2 separate regions of the Homo sapiens genome follow, and region 2 is linked to region 1. A link is an interaction called in ENCODE POLR2A ChIA-PET data of the cell type or tissue named here. Cell type or tissue: PC-9. All regions are shown on one strand. Links, peaks and the distances in the headings refer to the core of each region. The heading gives the core; the rest is flanking DNA. Region 1 overlaps ABCD3 (ATP binding cassette subfamily D member 3). Region 2 overlaps SLC44A3 (solute carrier family 44 member 3).

Region 1 (5,388 bases), core at 91-5,090:
TTTCTTCTCTTCTTTCCTCCCTTTTTCCTTTTTTTCCTTCCTAAATGATATAGAAATTTTAGGTAGTCATGTAAAAGATATCTCATTGATATATAAATGAGATATAAAAGATACCTCATTTATGTAAAACAACATATTTAAATCTCTTTATAATTCTCTTTATATATGGGAAATATATTTAAATATGTTGTTTTATATAAATGAGATATAAAAGATAAAAGATATAAAAGATACCTCATTTATATAAAACAACGTATTTAAATCTATTTCACTTTACCTCATTACTTAGAGTTAATAAACTGACCTTTTCTTAATTTTTCCATTAACTTTATCTAAACATTAGAGTTTTTTTATGAATAAAACTCAACAATAATTATTTGGCAATTTTTAATTTATCCGTTTTATTTTCTAGCCTGAGCAATATTTTACCAAAGCTGCTTTTAGTAGCTAAGTCTGAGGCTATCTTTATTGGTTCCATTCTTTAAGTAATTATTCAATAGTATCAGTTTTCTTTCTTTGAGAAATTGTTACCAACATCTATACTATGGTTAAATTTTGGAACAAATGTAGTATATCCTAGCTGTTTTATAGTTTCTATATAAGTAAATGAGGTAGATGAGGATTTTTAACATTTTGTATGTGTTCTTTGGGAGTTCTCAATAAATAAAAAAGGTCATATTGAGTATATATATTATGAATTCCTACTATTCCAAGTGTGTTCATGATCAGCAGCAGCAGTGTCACCTAGGGGTTTGTTAGAAATGCAGAATTTCAAGCCCTGCTAAATCAGAATCTGCATTTTACCAAAATTCTAAGATGATTCAAATGCGCATTAAAGTTTGAGAAGCACTGGCGTGATGATGAAAGAATTTGCTATTCTTTGTAGAAAGATTTTAACTACTGATTTTATCTTGTTAATGATTTATTTTCTATTCTTGAATTTGCTTTGGTAATATATAATTATACATTTGTTCATGTTGGTTTTCAAATATATAGGTATTAGAGATGTTTATGGTATTCTCATGTACATAAAACCATGTAGTCTGCAGTTGATTCAATGACATAGCAGCTCTTTGCTGGTAATTTTGACCACGTGATTTCCTCTTATGCTCTAGCTATAGGCTTGAAGTCCCCACATAAGACTGTATAAATTCTATAAAACATCAGTTCCATTTAAAAGAAAATTCATATGGGGCCTCATTGATAATTTAAATTACTGTGATACCACTTAAACATGTATAAACATGATGAGGTGTGAATTCCTTAAGCTTAGAGCTCTTTTACAGCTACAAAACTAATATAAACTTACACATTAAATACATTAAATACAGACAAAACTTAAATACAGTTTCAAATTTACAACATTAAAGAGACCTATGATACCGTTTAGATGAAACTAAACCAGTGGTTTGGGATTTAATTAAGGAAAGATAGAATCTGAGGTTCAAATTTCATTATTTTGCATTTTGCTTTTTATTTTGACTTATATACTTCATATATTTTTTATATCCTCATGTAAAGAATGTGTGCATTAAGTAGATGTCTAATCCAATTATTGTAGTATCATAAACAGAGAAATAATATCTTAAATGAGCTCTGAAAAATCAGAAAAGTGTGGTATGGTTGAAATATATGTTTTATTAATACTGATAATATGCTTATTTTATTATGCAATTCCTAACCAATTTAAGAACCTTTTTACAGTGCAGCCAAACTTATTACACATTAGAAGTTTTATTTTATATCACTTTGGCAATCAGAGGTGTAGATACAAACCGAGGAACTTGAATCTCATGGTAAAAATGATCTAGAATATACTTATAATGATCTTTTAAAAATTATCATCAAAATGAAAATAAAATTAAGAAACCATGGTGGAAATTTCCCAGATGCCCTAAGCATGCATTTGCCAGCCTTGAGTGATCCACTTGGAGGAACAGTGACCCAGAGTGGGGTTTCTCAGTCCTGGCACTATTGACCTTTTCACTGTTAATTCCTAGTTGGGCAGGGTTGAGGGTTGCTGTGCACTGGAGGATGTTTAGAAAGCATCCCTGGCCTCTGCCCATTAGATGGCAGTAGTGCTTTCAGTTGTGAAAATAAAAATGCCTCCAGTCATTGCCAAATGTCCCCCTGAGGGACAAATATCACTGACCTCCCCACCTTGGTTGAGAACCACTGATCTAGAGCAACTACAGCTATTATCTATTAATGTTTTTTTTTTTTTGAAAATCTGAAGTACAGATCTATAAATACGTATTCACAATCTGAAATCCAGAAAGTGCTTAAATTTAAAACATTTTTCATAATTTTGTAGCAAGCTCACTGGGTAAAACTTCGCCTAAGCTAACAAAAGATATTTAAACTCTATATGTCTCAATATCAGTGTCCATGTGTGTTGCTACAGAAACATTTATGTGTTTAATTATAAAATTCTGCCTCAGAACTCTCTGGGGGTGTTAAATAATACATTTTCAAAATCTGAATTCCAAGACACATTCCAAAACAGTAGTTTACGGTAGGGGATTATGACCCTGTATTTGAAAAGCAAGTTGACTGTCAACAATGCTATACTGATTTAATTTTTCCTGATTTTGACCTTTGGCTATTTTTATCCTTCTCATATTCCTCTCATATATTTTTCACAATAAAATAGGAGACATGATAGGAGATATGTTTTTTGCCCAAAAGAAAATAATACACTTAATGCCAGTACCTGGTAGTTTTTATTATGTGGTTGATGGCCAGTACTTTCCATTGCTATAAACATTTTGCATCCAGTTGTAAATTTTTTCTCATTGACATTGCTTTTTAACTTTAGTCACTGAAGACTGTCCTCTTAACAGCTTAAAGTACATGGACTAGTTTAATTTGTGACTCTGTTACTCATTAAACCTAAATCATTTTCTTTGTATTAGGTTGGCATCACTCTCTTCACTGTGTCTCATAGGAAATCTCTTTGGAAACATCATGAGGTTTGTATTTCTTTCATTGAATGGTACAGTGAAATTTTATTTTCTTTAAAATATGAATTCAGGTTAATATGGTTTTAGATTTTATGGTTTGTATTCCCTTAAACATATGTCTTAAGGAGAAAAGGTGGTTTTGTTTTATAAAATAGGATTTTCTTAAATATTATAGTTGTCAGTTTTGAAAGCAATGGTGTAACAGTTTTTCTCCAGTTTTATAAGTGACTCTTATCTGTTAATAGTAACTGACTAAACTTTGCATAGTCTTATCACAAATATGGTGAAGTAAACTTTTCTTATCCAGCAGTGACAGAGGAGAAAAAGTCTTAAGAAGAATTAGATGGCAAAAAATTTAGGGACATTTTTAATAGAGGTCAGGACTACAAGGGGGAAGATTGAATAACATAAGCTATGTTTATCAATGTACTGTAGTAAGTAGGATTCATTAGATAGTCACTATAATTTACAAAGATATTCAAATGAGGCTTACATTGGTGCACGTGTATTACTTATTCTGGTGCTTCAGTAGTGCCATTCTCACTATGTCAGTTCTTTTCAACTCAATGTGAAATGCTCAAAACCTGAAAGTAAACCCAGTTTAATTCTCTTTATTTTCTTTCCTCCTCCCTCCCTCCCTCCCTTCCTTTCTTCCTTCCTTTCTTTTCTTCTTTCCTTTCTGTCTTTCCCCCTTCCCTCTTTCCTTTCTTCTCTTCTTTCCTTCTTTTCCTTCCTAAATGATATAGAAATTTTAGGTAAAAGCAAGGATTTGAGAAAAATTGGAATAATGGTAAAGGTGCCTTGTTCCACAAAATACATACCTGATTAAGGACCTTTTTTTGCCAGATACTGAGCTAAGTGTCATGAGGGATGCAAATTAATTACAGTTTTTACCTTCAAGAACTTTAGGATGTAGATGATAGTCTACAAGTGATAAAATGAAGAGCATAGGATTTGAAGTCAGAGAGCCTGGGTTCAGGCACCAAAGTTTCTAGCCTCAGTTGCTTCCTTTGTATAATGAAGTTATTGAGCCTTACCTTCCTATCTCTTAGATTACCATGAAAATTAGACAGGTAGCCTATATGAAAGTACTTAATAAAATTCAGTGAAATTCTATATAACTGTGTGACTTTTAAAGATAGCTTTTATTATTTTATGGCATATTATAACTTGTCAATTTTTCATGAACTGAGCAGGAAATTGAATAACTAGAAATCAAAGGCATTTAAAATATAGCCAAGCCTTTATGTTTTCTCGGAAGTTCATAAGTATTATAGCCATAGGACATTGAGAGGAATTGAGAGCATTTGGGTTTCACCCTTCCTCTTCTTTTGGAGGTATAGACAAGTAGCAAAATAATCATCACGCCAGTGATCATGTGAAGGAGGGGAACACAACTAGAATGTGAGGGGCCAGGATAGCTAAGAAATAGTAATACAGAAAATGGAAACTCAGAAAGCTTTCTGAAAATAAGCCACTAAATAAAAACAGAAGGCTTTGTAACTGCTGTTGTGTCTTCAGAGGTTAGGATATATCGGCAGTTTTTATAGCTCTTTTTCCCCTCTACTAAATTAAAAACAAATAAAAAGCCTTAAGCTGGAGATTTCAAGCTGATTAGGAAATCAGGCTACAGGAAACAATACTGACTGACCTATGGAACAGTCTTGCATTTAGCACAGTTTAACCTACTGGTAGCTGAGATCCTTGGTCATGGAGTTACGGAAGCATTCTGATTTGTGGGATGCTTATAGATTTAGCTCCCTTAAAATAATGAGGAAGTCTGTATTTTACTTTTCATAAAAGACAGTACTATATTCACTCTTAGTTACTGACTTTTTTTCCCCCTTCTTTCCCATAGTACTACCTGCATATGGATGGCAGAGGCAACTATGAATTCAAACAGATAACAGAAGATACAGTTGAGTTTGGCTCTTAGAGAAATCTGGAGAACTATACCTGCTTCAGTGAAATAATTACAGAATATACTTAGAAAGGCAAAGTACATTGTAAAATAAAGTTGAGCTTAGTTTTTTTTAAAAAAAAAAACAAAGCAACAAATTAACTAGATACAGAATAATGGAGAACAAGTTGTTAAAACATTTAATATTATATAGGATATTGCTAATTGTGTATATGTTGGTTTAATTAATAATATGTACTAAGAATGTCCTTATTCTTGTGGTTAAAAACCTGCCTAAATTAAATTGGGCTTCAATCACTGTAACCTGATTCATCCTGGGATGTAAACCATTCGAAGTCAGCTAATTGGACTTTTATGGCTCTATCTTTTCCTTCAGTGAAGAACCCTATTTAAAACTGGGTCATCATTTGTCCTGTTCTAGCAAGATAGTCTTCAGTTTCATTTTCCTGTGCCCTGTGGTAGTTGGAAACAAATCATAATGTATTATTTAAATGTTTAACATCA
Region 2 (5,388 bases), core at 317-5,316, 320 kb after region 1:
GCCTGTAATCCCAGCTACTTGGGGAGGCTGAGGCAGGAGAATAACTTGAACCTGGGAGGTGGAGGTTGCAGTGAGCCAAGACCACGCCATTGCACTCCAGCCTGGGTGACAAGAGCAAGACTCCATCTAAAAAAAAAGATGCATCCCTACCCCAGCTAATGAAATACTCTAAATCTCGAAAGGCGTAGCAGTTACATAGATGTGTATGTTTATCAAAGTCTCTAATTTTATGTTTAAGATCAGTGTATTTCATTGTATATAAATATTGCCTCAGTAAAAATAAGAGGAATTCCTTACATTCTGAAGTGTATTAAGTTAAAAAAAAAACAAATAATAGAACAGTGTGCAGTATACTTTTGCATAAAAAGTGGAAAATGTAAGTATAAACCTATAAATATATATATCTAGGTATATATTTGCTTGTATAACCATTATTACATCAAGCATGACTTACAGGATGTAGTCAGAAAGCAATTTAATTTTTGTCTTTCTCTGTCTCTTTAAATTTATTCAGTGGGACTAGTTTTTTCTGCCCCTGAATAAAAACACAGGCAATTCCCAAGGCTTCTCTGGTAACTTTTAGGTAATACATACTGAGTCACTTTAAGTTGCAACAGACACTTTCAATTCAATAATTAAAATGTTCAGCCCAGACCAGGCACAGTGGCTCATGCCTGCAATCCCAACATTTTGGGAGGCCAGGGCTGTAGGATTGCTTGAGGCCAGGAGTTCAAGACCAGCCTGGACAACATAACGAGACCATGTCTCTACAAAAATTTAAAAATTAGATTGGCATAGTGGAACATGCCTTTAGTCCTAGCTGAAGCTGAGATGGGAGGATCTCTTGAGCCCAGGGGTTTGAGGTTGTAGTGAGCTGTGATCATGCCACTGCACTCCAGCCTTGGTGACAGAGCAAGACCCTGTCTCAACTTTTTTTTTTTAAATTAAAAAATATTCAGCCCAATGTGATAAACTTCTCACTTGATCGGAGGTTCAAACTTCTGCCCCCTGCACGCTTGGCCCAGGAGCAAGTGGGAAGGCCATAGTCCAGGAAGGAGGCTGTAGTCAGCCTCCCTTCTCCTCTGTTTATTCCTGCCCTCCTCTCCCAGCTTGCTGAAACAGGTTTTGTCTAAGGGGCTGGTGCAGCAAAAGTGAAGGAAGAAAATAGTAGCAGGAACACATTTACTTGTCTGATACTAGCACCAGCATTCTCTGGGCTTGGGAGATGTCCCGGCCAGCTCTTTCCCTCATGGGCATGTTTTGGGTTCTTCGGGGCTCTTTCAGCTGCAGTGCCTTTCATGTAGTCTAATGCATCTGTGCTCTGGCTGGTCATGTGAGAGGCTTTCCTCAGTCCTGAGGCATTAATTAGCTACCTCAGAGAGCAGCCACCTCCAGCTCCTTCTGCCAAGGTCCCCACAGCCTTCTACAGGGCTGTCTTAGACACGATCGGTGGCACCCCATCACTGGGACTTGTGCACATGCAGCCCACAACTAGACCCCAGGAAGCCCTCTGCACCCTTTGCCCTGACAAATGCCCTGGGGGCTCTTAACTCCCCAGCTGTAGCTCTCTGCTCTGCTGTTAAAGCCGCTCACCCTCCAGATTTCTTGGGGTGGCTCAGACCTTAAGCCAGGGGATTCCCTAAGCTCTCTGAGTTTTCCATGAAACCCTTCTCATCTGACTTAGGAAAATGGGGATGGAGTCACATGACAAGTCTAGTAAAAAAAAAAAATTTCAACTCTTCAAAAATTACTCTTCTAATGATTCTCTGCACTTGTCATCACCTGTGCAGAGTAGATTTTACTATATGCAAATAAAAATTAAAATCAAGATGTCAGGATCTTAGGATAGTGTGTAGAGGGTGACAAATTAAATGACTAATAAGGAGCTGATGTGAGTAACTTTGGAAAACAGCTTTGTGACTAGATACTGTAAGCTAAAGACAAAAGGAACTGTATACAAACACTGTACTCCAGATAGTACATTTGTTTGTCACATAGCTACTGGTTAACAATTGTTTTTCTCATTTTTTAAAAATTCCCTAAACAATACAGTATAATGGTTAGCAATTCTGAAATTACATACTAGAATCGATTATAGGGCCTAGAATCAGTAATACCCCACCATACCCAATACCCAGATCATGGTTTCTAATCATTGGTCTTCAAGGGTTCTTTGGAGAAATGGCAGGTTCTAGGACTTGGATAAGGAAAATACCAGCTACGTCTGGTATCATCATCCTGTAGCATCAGAAAGTAAGGAAGTGCTCAAGAAAGAAAAAGAATGGGTCTTGTCAAAAGGACACAGATGACTCGTAGTGGCCAAAGCTGGAATAGATTGAATAACACAATTAAGATTATAACCCAAAGAAAAGAATAAATGTTGATGAGGCCATACTGATATGAATAAATAATTGAATAAATAAATAAATGGGGGGAAGGGATAAATCCTTTTTTTCTTTTTTTTTGAAACAGTCTTGCCCTGTTGCCCAGGCTGGAGTGTAGTGGCACGATCTCAGCTCACTGCAACCTGTGCCTCCCGGGTTCAAGCAATTCTCCTGCCTCAGCCTCCCGAGTAGCTGGGATTACAGGCACCCACCACGACACCTGGCTAGTTTTTGTATTTTTAATAGAGATGGGGTTTCACCACGTTGGCCAGGCTGGTCTCAAACTCCTGACCTCAAGTGATCCACTCGCCTCGGCCTCCCAAAGTGCTAGGATTACAGGCATGAGCCACTGCTCCCGGTGAAAGGGATAAATCTTTACTTCTTCCTCCAAGAGGTGGAATTTCCCTCCCTTTGAGAGTGGGCTAGGCTTAGTGACTCATTTCCAAGGATAGAGAGGGAAAAGAGAAAAATAACAACTTTACAAGGAGAAACCCGGCAGGTACCACCTTAACTAGGTGATCAAGGTCAACTTCACCAGTGTTGTCATGTTCCTCGATAGGATTCTATGAGAAAGGCACTTCACCTCTGTGGCACTGTCCCAAAAACCTGTTGACTGTAGCCTAATCATGAGAAAACATGAGAGAAATTCTACAAATTAAGGGACATTTTACAAAATACCTGACTATGAATCTTCAGAAATGTCAAGGTCACGAGAAACATGGAAAAACTAAGAAACTTGTCACAGGCCAGGCACAGTGGCTCACACCTGTAATCCCAACACTTTGAGAGGCAGAGGTGGGAGGATGGCTTGAGCTCAGGAGTTCAAGACCAGTTTGGGCAACATAGCAAGACTCTGTCTCTACAAAAAACATAAACTGTCATGACCAAAGAGGAGACGTGACAATAAAATGCCATGTGCTATCCTGAATTAGATCCTGGAATAGAAAAAGGATGTTACGGTGAAATCCAAATAAAGGCTGTAGTTTAGTTAGTAGTTTAGTGACAATGTTAAATCTTAATTTTCACAAATATACTGTGGTTATGTAAGACATTTACATTAGGGGAATGTGAGTGAAGGATACACAGAGGAACCCTCCACCATCGTTACAATTTTTTTGTAACTCTAAAATTATTCAGAAATTTAAAGTTTACTTTTAAAAATGCTCTGCTTATCAACTTCCAACTCTTTTATGCTCTCAGCATGGATGTGGGTTTAAGAATAATCTAACCACTTTTCTCCCACCTCTTTTTTGGCATGCCCTGAATGGTGGAGTCTGGCGTCTCATTTTGGAGTAGAATTTTTATTATCTTTGAGCTCAGCCGCAAATTCCATTTAAACTTCCTATGATATTTACATATGCTAATAAAAGTCTCTAGAATGGTTTGCAAGAAACCAAAAATCATGGGTGCCTGTGAGGAAATGTACTTCGGTAGCTCAAGGACAAGGAAAGGCAATTTCTTGCTGTTTGGTCTCTTGTACTTTTTGGAATTTAAGCCATGTGAATGTATTACCCCTTCAAAAATGTAATTACAAAAAACACCGTTTGTGTTACTCTTCTCTTGAACCACTATCCAGTGACTCAGGAACTGTTTCTGTAATATTGAGACTTCTGGAGAAAGATTCTTCCACGTGTTCTATGTTGTGCTTCATTAGAAGCTTGGGAAGTCATTTCTTTTCTTCAGGGCAATGAAATCTTTTAACATTTGGATTCTCCTTTGTTTCATTCTTATACATTGCACAAAATGATTGGTGATTGGGTTTTGAGCAGCTTTTTAGATAATTTGACACTTCTTTGGTTGGGATTATTTCCACCATTTGGGGTTCATGGAAAGAAAGAAGAACAGGACCCTGTGAAGGTATCAGTGGCCTCATGAAGATTCATTAGAATGCATATTGCTAGGCTTTTTTACATTTCAGGAAGAAGCTAAAAAAAGGTCAACTTTCTCATCTACCCAAGGCAGTTATCAACTGCAGCATCAATCACACATTTACTATCCATTTATTGAGCACCCACTGTTCATAGCAAGGCTCTCAAGCCTCATATGCCTTCCTAAACAGGACGGAATTAAGCTAATAGTGTCATTAACACAGCTTCTGTCTCATCCAGTTCACATCCCTAATAGTTCCTTACAGAAATACAATTCTTTTGTTGGGGTTGGTAGTTTGTGTCTAAGAAGGGCTAAGACAGGAGAATAAAAATTGTGGTTCCCACTGGGCACAGTGGCTCATGCCTGTAATCCCAATACTTTGAGACATCAAGGCAGGTGGATCGCTTGAGCTCATGTTGCCCAGCCTGGGCAACATGGTGAAACTCTGTCTCTACAAAAAATGCAAAAATTAGCTGGGCGTGGTGGCACATGCCTGTAGTCTCAGCTACTCAGGAGGCTGAGGTGGGAGAATAGCTTGAGCCCTGGAGGCAGAGGTTGCAGTGGCCCATGATCGAGCCACTGTACTCCAGCGTGGGTGACAAAGGCAGAACCTGTCTCAACAAAAAAAAAAAAAAAAAAAAAAAGAGGTTCCCCATAAATAAAATGTAGTATATGTACACATACCACAGAGTAGTATTTAGCCTTAAAAAAAGAAGAGATCCTGCTATTTGCAACAACGTGGATGAACCAGAGGATATTATGTTAAGTGAAATAAACCAGGCATGTAAGGGCAAATCCCATACATGACCCCACTTGTATGTGGAATCTAAAAAAGTCAAATTCATGGAAACAGAGAATAGAATTGTGGTTATCAGGGATGCAGGCAGGGGAAATGAGAGATGCTGGTCAAAGGATACAAGTTTCTGTTACGTAGGATGAATAAATTCTAGATATATAAAGTAAAGCATGGTGACTATAGTTCATAATACTGTATTGTATATTTGAAATTTGATACAACAGATCTTCAGTTTTCTCAAAATATGATAACTATGGGAATTTATGGATACATTCATTAGCTTAACTGTAGCAATCATTTCATGAAGTTTATATATATCAAAATATCACATTGTATACC

What was found. ChIA-PET counts read pairs that join two places held together with the same protein. Peaks named below come from ENCODE experiments on the same cell type or tissue, not always from the same donor. Only the 100,000 strongest peaks of a DNase experiment are listed, where the experiment ranks them.
Region 2: POLR2A ChIA-PET joins it to region 1 with 16 read pairs; 3 of 35 experiments call an interaction of 5 or more read pairs at or near these places.

The regions. Positions count from the first base shown.
Region 1 is chr1:94,512,231-94,517,618 of GRCh38, forward strand. ABCD3 (ATP binding cassette subfamily D member 3) reads left to right here. Exons shown (of 23, transcript NM_002858.4): 22 at 2,916-2,972; 23 at 4,822-5,388. The coding sequence ends at 4,899. Among named protein-coding and RNA genes, the nearest start is that of F3, 27 kb to the right of the region's middle. In PC-9, for the core only: CTCF peaks have their summits at 2,099 (motif pointing right) and 2,306; a DNase peak (open chromatin) is centred at 2,081; H3K27ac peaks cover 1,131 bases.
Region 2 is chr1:94,832,040-94,837,427 of GRCh38, forward strand. All of the region lies in intron 5 of SLC44A3 (solute carrier family 44 member 3), which reads left to right. Among named protein-coding and RNA genes, the nearest start is that of SLC44A3, 14 kb to the left of the region's middle. RefSeq lists an enhancer at 4,449-5,388. In PC-9, for the core only: no CTCF peak of the experiment used is centred there; no DNase peak of the experiment used is centred there.